Linked DNA regions of Homo sapiens: region 1 is linked to region 2. A link is an interaction called in ENCODE POLR2A ChIA-PET data of the cell type or tissue named here. Cell type or tissue: Panc1. All regions are shown on one strand. Each heading gives the region's core, and the rest is flanking DNA. Links, peaks and the distances in the headings are about the cores only. Region 1 has its middle 32 kb from the start of LPGAT1-AS1. Region 2 has its middle 87 kb from the start of LPGAT1-AS1.

What was found. Peaks named below come from ENCODE experiments on the same cell type or tissue, not always from the same donor. Only the 100,000 strongest peaks of a DNase experiment are listed, where the experiment ranks them.
Region 1: POLR2A ChIA-PET joins it to region 2 with 9 read pairs; 3 of 35 experiments call an interaction of 5 or more read pairs at or near these places.

Annotation. Positions count from the first base shown.
Region 1 is chr1:211,860,536-211,864,928 of GRCh38, forward strand. No RefSeq gene overlaps it. Among named protein-coding and RNA genes, the nearest start is that of LPGAT1-AS1, 32 kb to the left of the region's middle. In Panc1, for the core only: no CTCF peak of the experiment used is centred there; no DNase peak of the experiment used is centred there.
Region 2 is chr1:211,916,130-211,920,522 of GRCh38, forward strand. No RefSeq gene overlaps it. Among named protein-coding and RNA genes, the nearest start is that of LPGAT1-AS1, 87 kb to the left of the region's middle. RefSeq lists an enhancer at 515-684. In Panc1, for the core only: no CTCF peak of the experiment used is centred there; a DNase peak (open chromatin) is centred at 2,042; H3K27me3 peaks cover 399 bases.

The DNA.
Region 1 (4,393 bases), core at 319-4,318, 55 kb before region 2:
AGAGAGGATAGGAAAATGTTATATGTACTCTCATATGTACATATCACCCTTATTTATTTAATACATTTTAGTTTTTAGAGCAGTTTTAGGGACACATCAAAATTAAGCTGGAGATACAGAGAGTTTGCATATATCCCCTGTCCACACATATTCACAAATTCCCCCACTATAAACATCCCACACCAAAGTAGTACATTTGTTACAGTGAATCTACATAGACACATTATTATCATTCAAAGTCCATAGTTTACATGAAGGTTCATTATTCGTGTGTATTCTGTGGGTTTGAACAAATGTATAATGACATGTATCCACCATTATAGTATCATACAGGGTAATTTCACTGCCTTCAAAATCCTCCATGCTCCACCTGTTCATCCTTCTCTTGGCAACCACTCATCTATTCACTTTCTCCATGGTTTTGCTTTTTCAGGAATGTCATATATAGTCATGGGCTGGATTAATGACATTCTAGTCACACATACTTACCATTGTGTTACAATGCAATGGTCTACAGTATTCAGTACAGTAACATGATGTATACAGGTTGGTAGCTAGGAGCAATTGTCTATACCATCTAGGTTTGTGTAAGTACAACTTACGATGTTTGCACAATCTCCTAATGAAGCATTTCTCAGAATGTATCCCTGTCATTAAGCAATCCATGACTGTAGTTTGTACAGTATGTAAACTTTTCACACTGGCTTTTTTTAAATGTACTAATATGCATTTATGTTTCCTCCCTGTCTTTTCTGGGCTTGATAGCTCATTTCTTTTTAGTACTGAATAGTATTCCATTGTCTGGATGTACCGTAGCTTATCCATTCACCTACCAAAAGACATCTTGGTTGCTTTTCAGCTTTGGCAGTTATAAATAAACCTGCTATTAACATCTGTCTGCAGGTTTTTGTGTAAGCATAAGTTTTCAGTTCATTTGGGTAAATACTAAGGAGCATGATCGATTGAATGTATGGTAAAAGCATGCTTCATTTTGTAAGAAATCGACAAACTGTCTTTCAAAGTGACTGTACCACTTTGCATTCCTATCAGCAAAGAATGAGCGTTCCTGTTGTTCCACATTCTCACCAGCATTTGGTGCTGTCAGTGTTTGGGATTTTGGCCATTCTAATGATGTGTGGTTTTAATTTTCAATTCCCTAATGACATATGATGTTGAACACCTTTTCATAGGATTACTTATCATCTGCATATCTTCTTTAATAAGGTCTCAGTTCAGATCTTTCACCCATTTTTTATTGAGGTTGTTTTCTTATTGTTAAATTTTAAGACTTCTTTATATATTTTAAGTAAATAGTAAATATTTGTTTTTGGTTTTTTTTGAGATGGAGTCTCCCTTTGTCACCCAGGCTGGAATGCAGTGGTGCAATCTCAGCTCACTGCAACCTCCGCCTCCAGGGTTCAAGCAATTCTCCTGCCTCAGCCTCCTGAGTAGCTGGTACTACAGGCGTGCACAACCACACCAGGGTAATTTTTGTATTTTTAGTAGAGATGAGGTTTCACCATGTTGGCCAGGCTGGTCTCAAACTCCTGACCTCAAGTGATCCACCCACCTTGGCCTCCCAAAGTGCTGGGATTACAGGTGTGAGACACTGCCCCTGGCCTATTTTAAGTAAATATTTAAAAATACAAAAAATATTTAAGTAAGTATTGACTTAAAATATACAGAGAATACCTTTATCAGATGTGTCTCTTGCAAATACTTTCTCCTAGTGTGTGGCTTGTTTTCTTGTTCCTTTGGAAATATCTTTAGCAAAGCAGAAGCTTTTAATTTTAATGAGGCCCAGCTTATCAATTATTCCTTTCAGGTATTGTACCTTTGGTATTGTATCTAAAAAGTCATTGCCAAACCCAAGGTCACCTAGATTTTCTCCCACGTTATCTTCTAGGAGTTTTATAGTTTTGCATTTAGGTCTCTAGTCAATTTTGAGTTAAATTTTGTGAAAGATGTAAGTCTGTGTCTAGGAGTTTTTTTTTTTTTTTTTTTTGGTGGGTTGTGGTTTTTTTTTTTTTTTTTTTTGGCATGTGGTTTTCTAGTTGTTCCAGAACCATTGGTAGAAAATACTTTCTTTGTTCCATTATGTTGACTTTGCTGCTTTGTCTTTGACTGTATTTAAGTGGGTCTATTACTATTACTAGGCTCTCTATTCTGTTCTATTGATATATTTGTCTCTTCCTTTGCCAATACCACATTGTCTGTCTTTCTTTTGTTTTGTTTTGTTTTGTTTTGTTTTGTTTTTTTGAGAAGGAGTCTCGGCCGGGCGCAGTGGCTCACGCCTGTAATCCCAGTACTTTGGGAGGCTGAGGCGGGCAGATCACAAGGTCAGGAGATCGAGACTATCCTGGCTAACACGGTGAAACCCCATCTCTACTAAAAATACAAAAAATTAGCCGGGCGTGGTGGTGGGCGCCTGTAGTCCCAACTACTCGGGAGGCTGAGGCGGGAGAATGGCGTGGACCTGGGAAGCAGAGCTTGCAGAGAACTGAGATCGCACCACTGCACTCCAGCCCCGGCAACAGAGCGAGAGTGTGTCTCAAAAAAAAAAGAGAAGGAGTCTCGCCCTGTCACCCAGCCTGGAGTGCAGTGGTACAATCTCTGCTCACTGCAACCTCTGCCTCCTGGGTTCAAGTGATTCTCCTGCCTCAGCCTCCTGAGTAACTGGGATTATAGGCACTTGCCACCATGCCTGGCTAATTTTTGTATTTTTAGTAGAGACGGGGTTTCACCATATTGGTCAGGCTGGTCTCAAACTCCTGACCTCAGAAGATCCACCCGCCTCGGCCTCCCAAAGTGCTGGGATTACAGGCGTGAGCCACCGCACCGAGCCCACCCTGTCTTGATTAATATAGCTTTACAGTAAGTCCTGAAGTTGGATAGTTTCAGTCCTCCAACTTTGTTCTCCTTCAATATTTGTTGACTATTCTGAGTCTTTTGTCTCTTTCTATAAGACATACCCACAAGATAACTTCTGGGATTTTGCTTGGGATTGTGTTGAATCTACAGATCAAGTTGGGAAGGACTGACATTTTAACAATATTGGGTCTTTCCAACCAGGAATACAGAATATGTCTCCATTTACTTAGTTCCTTTTTGATATCTTTAATCAGAGTTCTGTAGTTTCCCTCATATAGATTTTGTACATATTTTGCTAGATTTATACCTAACTATTTCATTTTTGGGGGTGCTAATTATGTGTTTTTAATTTCAAATTCCATTGTTTATTGCTAGTATATAGAAAACTGAGCCCGGGTGTGGTGGCTCATGCCTGTAATCCCAGCACTTTGGGAGGCCAAGGTAGGGGATCACCTGAGGTCAGGAGCTCAAGACCAGACTGGCCAATATGGTGAAACCCTGTCTCTACTAAAAATACAAAAATTAGCTGGGCGTGGTGGCATGTGCCTGTAATCCCAGCTATTTGGGAGGCTGAGGCAGGAGAATCGCTTGAACCTGGGAAACGGAGGTTGCAGTGAGCTGAGATCACACCACTGCACTCCAGCCTGGGTGACAAAGCAAGACTCTGTCTCAAAAAAAAAAAAAAAAGAAAACTGATTCACTTTTGTATATTTACCTTGTATCCTGCAGCCTTGCTATAATTGTTTATTAGATCCAAGAGGGTCATTTTTGTCAACTCTTTTGATTTTCTACGTAGATGATCATGTCATCTCCAAACAAAGACAATTTTACTTCTTCCTTCTCAATCCATATACCTTTATTTCCTTTCCTTTTCTTATTACATTAGCTAGGACTTCCAGTATGGTGTTGAAAAGCAGTTGTGCTGGGTGCAGTGGCTCACGCCTGTAATCCCAACACTTTGGGAGGCTGAGGCGGGTGGATCACTTGAGGTCAGGAGTTTGAGACCTGCCTGACCAACATAGTGAAACCCTGTCTCTACCAAAAAATACAAAAATTAGCCAGGTATGCATGGTGGCACATACCTGTAGTCCCAGCTACTCCGGAGGCTGAGGCAAGAGAATTGCTTGAACTCGGGAGGCAGAGGTTGCAATTAGCCAAGACTGAGCCACTGCACTCCAGCCTGGGCAACAGAGTGGGACTCCATCAAACAAACAAACAGAAAGAAAGAATAAAAGAAAAGAAAAAAAAAGAAAGAAAAGAAAAGCAATTGTGAGGGGGACATCCTTATCCTTACCTTATTCCTGATCTTAGCAGGAAAACTTTGGGTTTCTCACCATTAAGCATGATGTTGGCTATAAATTTTTGTAGATGTTCTTTATCAAGTTGAGGAAGTTTTCTTCTATCCTTAGTTTGCTGAGTTTTTTCACATGAGCGGGTGTTGGATTTTGTCAAATGCTTTTTCTGCATCTATTGATATGATCATGTGATTTTCTTTTCTTTTTCTTTTTTTTTTTTTGAGACA
Region 2 (4,393 bases), core at 100-4,099:
CACCTAATAGGCCTCTTTATTGCCCTGCCCACGGTTTGTAAGGCCCCTCTCTGTAGTGACTTTAATCTTCCTGACACTATTCTTATGAGTTTGTGTCTTTCTTTCTATTCCCTTTTTAGCTTCCAGGTTCCTTCTTCCAGCTCTTGCAGCCAGCGTGGGCAAGGGCCAACATCAATGTTTTATCCATTTAGGACACTAGTGTCTATTTCAGCCTTATGGGGCTTTCAGTAGTAGAAAATTTGGGGAAAAGGGTCTCAAAACCTTCCAGATGGGCTGGGGCAGAAGTAGGGGCTCAGAGTCCAGTTTCCATCCAATAATCCATGTAGGGCCAACCCACCTCAGGCAAAACTGAAATTAATCAGACATTGCTGCTGCCACCCCTCTTTTGGTCAACTCCAGCCCCTGAGGGTGTTCTTCAGCCCCATCTCCCCATTCGCCTTCACAGATCTGCAGCCTTCCTACTTTATTTTCTGAACACTTCCCCCTTCCTTTGCTGTCAATCATTTTCATTTTTTACTTGAATGAGTCTGAGTCACAATCCACCTTTTCCAGGGATTATCTCATTTTAAGCTTTTTCTTTTTTTTTGAGACAGAGTCTCGCTCTGTCACCAGGCTGGAGTGCAGTGGTGTGATCTTGGCTCACTGCAACCTCCACCTCCTGAGTTCAAGCGATTTTTCTGCCTCAGCCTCCTAAGTAGCTGGGACTACAGACACACACCACCACACACAGCTAATTTTTGTATTTTTAGTAGAGACGAGATTTCACCATGCTGGCCAGGATAGTCTCGATCTCTTGACCTAGTGATCCACCCGCCTCGACCTCCCAAAGCGCTGGCATTACAGGTGTGAGCCACAACACCCAGCCTCATTTTAAGCTTTTTCTTACGCCACGTTGCAACCTGAAAGGCTTTGTCCACTGGACAAAGCATCAACAGACACTTAGAATACAGAGGGCTCTTTTTTAGCCCTTTGCAATCACATGACGTCCAAGGGCTTGTCACTGAACCAATGTAACTATCTAGCACAAGAGCAGAAAGGAATCAAATCCAACACTCTCATTGTATAGATGAGGAAACCAAGGAACAGTGAAGTCAAGCAACTTTCCCAAGGTCATTACCAGAACAAGAAAGGAAGACACCTTCTACAAGGAAAGAGTATACAGATGGTACATTTTAGGAAGGGCACGGCCTGTGGAAGGTGCTAATTTCTAGATGCTACTTTAGAGTATGACTTTGATTGATTACTTGCAAAAGTAGACCTATGCTTGTTAGTTATGCCTCTTTCACCTGCTACTCCTCCACAGTTGGTCAAGACCAAGCCCTAGTCATCCTTATTGATTGAATTAGGAGCAAAATCTAGGTTCTAGTCCTCCTAATTCTACTACTTACAAGTTGCCTCACCTTAGGAACGCCATTTAACTGCTGTCTCCTTATTTTCCCAGTCTGGCCTTGTCCTCACCGTTGTGGGGTATCAGGCAAGATAAAGCACACAAAGTCTCTCTGCATGCCGGAGAGCATTTTGCAGCATGAGGAGATGTTTTCTGCCCCACCTATGTACTAGAATCCTCCAAGGAGCCCGTAATGTGAGTGTAGGGGTCAGGGGCAGGCTGGTGACTGGATGCTTTTGTTTAAGTTCCACCAGTGATTTTGATGCACATCCAAATGTGGAAACCACTGACAAAGTACAAAAGACAAACAGGAGAAGAGAAATAAATTGTGAGCTAAAGATGCAGGCATGTTTTAAGCTCTCTTTAGAGTGGATAACTAAGGGCCAACTTAGAGAACAATTAAATTGCCCATCTTTTTCAAGGTACCTGAAACCCTAATCTCAAGTCCCTTTTTTCTTCCTGGAAAAGATGTATATGACTTCAATTACATTACTTTTCTTACCTAGCAATCTAAACACACACTGAAGATTTCACACGCACACACACACACACACACACACACACACACACACACTTCGTGAATCATCTCTGCCTGGTTGCATGCTGAAGTCAGATTCCGAGTAATGTCTGTTATTCTTTAACCTCTGAGTAATCACTCTGGCCCTGGTCTGCTCTTTATCGTCCAGGAAAACAATCTGATCAAGCCTTGGATGATGGATTCATAGTTGCTCAAGTCTCCAGAGTGCTGTATAAACCAGACTATTAATTTATTCCATGGGGATATTCTGTGAAAGTCCTACTTCTCCTTTTTAATAATTGAGTGGCCTCGAGCAAGTCACTCAATCTCTCTAGGTCTCTAAGATGATTATGATCACTAAGCATCACTCTTTACAAAGTATTTCCTTCTTTGTGACATCTCTCTTTAAAATGTCAGTTGAATGTTCTCAGAAACTTGTTGCAGTGGGCATAACATTAAAGAAAATGGGTAAGAATGAGAACAATGAATTTAAGGAACATTTCATTCAGTCCATGGGACACCAGAGTGGACAGCTGTGACTTGTGTCTGCTCAGCACTTCTTCTGCTCTTCAGGGGACAGAACTTCCTTCCATGGGGGAACTGCTCCTTTCTTCTTCCACCTGGTTGTGAGGAGGCTGCTGATCAAAGGACCCTGGCCTCCTCTTCTTCGGCCACAGGGGTGGGCATGTGACCCTGATTCAACCGTAATAACAACCTACTCACCTAGCCACAGTGATTGATCTGGGAATTCATCCAAGGATCAATCTGAAAAGAGAGAGAGAGAGAGAAAAGAAGAAAGAAAGAAAGAAAGAAAGAAAGACAGAAAGAAAGAAAGAAAGAAAGAAAAGAAAGAAAGAAAGAAAGACGGAAGGAAGGAAGGAAAGAAAGGAAGGAAGGAAGAAAGGAAGAAAGAAAGAAGGAAGGAAAGAAAGAAGAACAAGAAAGAAAGGAAGAAGGAAAGAAAGAAGAAAAGAAAGAAAGAGAGAGAAAGAAAAAGAAAGAAAGAAAGAAAAAGAAAAAGAAAGAAAGAAAGACAAAGAAAGAAAGAAAAAGAAAAAGAAAGAAACAAAGGGAAAGAAAGAAAAAGCAAGCCAGGGATTTTTCTAAATTAAGCTTGTAGGGAAAAGTATCTTCCCTTTCTGGTCAAGGCGCTTTATCAATATGACCCCATGTGCCACATGAGAAGGCTGGGAGGACAAGGCCACCAGCCAGAAGGAAGAAGAAATGAGGCAGTGAGAGACAGAGATGGAAACAAGGAAAGGGTCTGTGGTGTCGAGTTCCCAGGTCTGACTCTTCCTGGCGTCATCTGGCAATTGTTCTTTTGATTCCTCGAGCTACCCCAGAGCTTTCCCCAAAAGTCACTCTCTCTTTTTTTCTCACTTAGGTCAGTTTGTTTTAGAATTTCTACCACTTGCAACTTAGTCTTGATGAACAGAAACTCTCCGACAGTTTTCCTCTCAACTATACCTTAAAAGAAACGTGGTCCCAAATTTGAGGCTCTATGTCCTCTTGTCACCTGGCCCTTGACGGCAGCCAGTCTTGCCTTGCTTTCTGCAAGCTGCACCTTGTTCACCCACGCCAGGCCAAGCAGTGACTCTCGTGATTCTTCACCTCCCCTTTTCAGATCTTTACTTCCCCACTTTCCCCACTGCATTGTGTAAGATCTCATTCTTATAATAAATACCTTAGTCCATAATAATCAGTGGTTCTGCTTCCATGGTTTGGCCCTGATTAATGCAAATGCTATTGGGTTGGCCCTGACAAAGAAGCTTCCTTCTTCTTATTATTATTATTATTACTTTTTTTTTTTTGAGATGGAGTTTCACTCTTGTCACCCAACCTGGAGTGCAATGGCATGATCTCGGCTCACTGCAACCTCCGCCGCCTGGGTTCAAGCAATTCTCCTGCCTCCTCAGTAGCTAGGATTACAAGCACGCGTCACTAGGCCCCACTAATTTTTTTGTATTTTTAGTAGGGAAGGGGTTTCACCAGGAATGTTGACCAGGCTGGTCTCGAACTCCTGACCTCAGATGATGCGCCCACCTTGGCCTCCCAAAGTACTGGGATTACAGGCGTGAGCCACCGTGCCCAGCCAAAGCTTCCTGCTTCCCTTCTTTGCTTCCTGCCCACACCCCCTCCATCTCTCCATCCGCCCCTCCTCTCCAGTCACCACATCTCCATCTTTCCTCATCCTCTCCCTGCGTCAGTGGGAAGGTCTGATGCAGCCGCTGCTCCTCTTAACCACTATGCTATTTACAGTCTCAAGCCCTCTTCTCTCTGACCTCTGCCTGGTTTCCTTTTGCACTATTTCCTGAGCTCCATTCCCAGTCGCAATTCTGTGTCTGGCAGGCAGCCTGAAGATTTAACACAGGCTGGCACCCAGCAAAGGCAAATGCCAAGATGCCCTGCCCAGAGCTTCCCACTCATTATTTCCAATTAGAAAATGTCACTAGGGAAGAAAACAAATACGCTCAAAGATAACTCAGAGA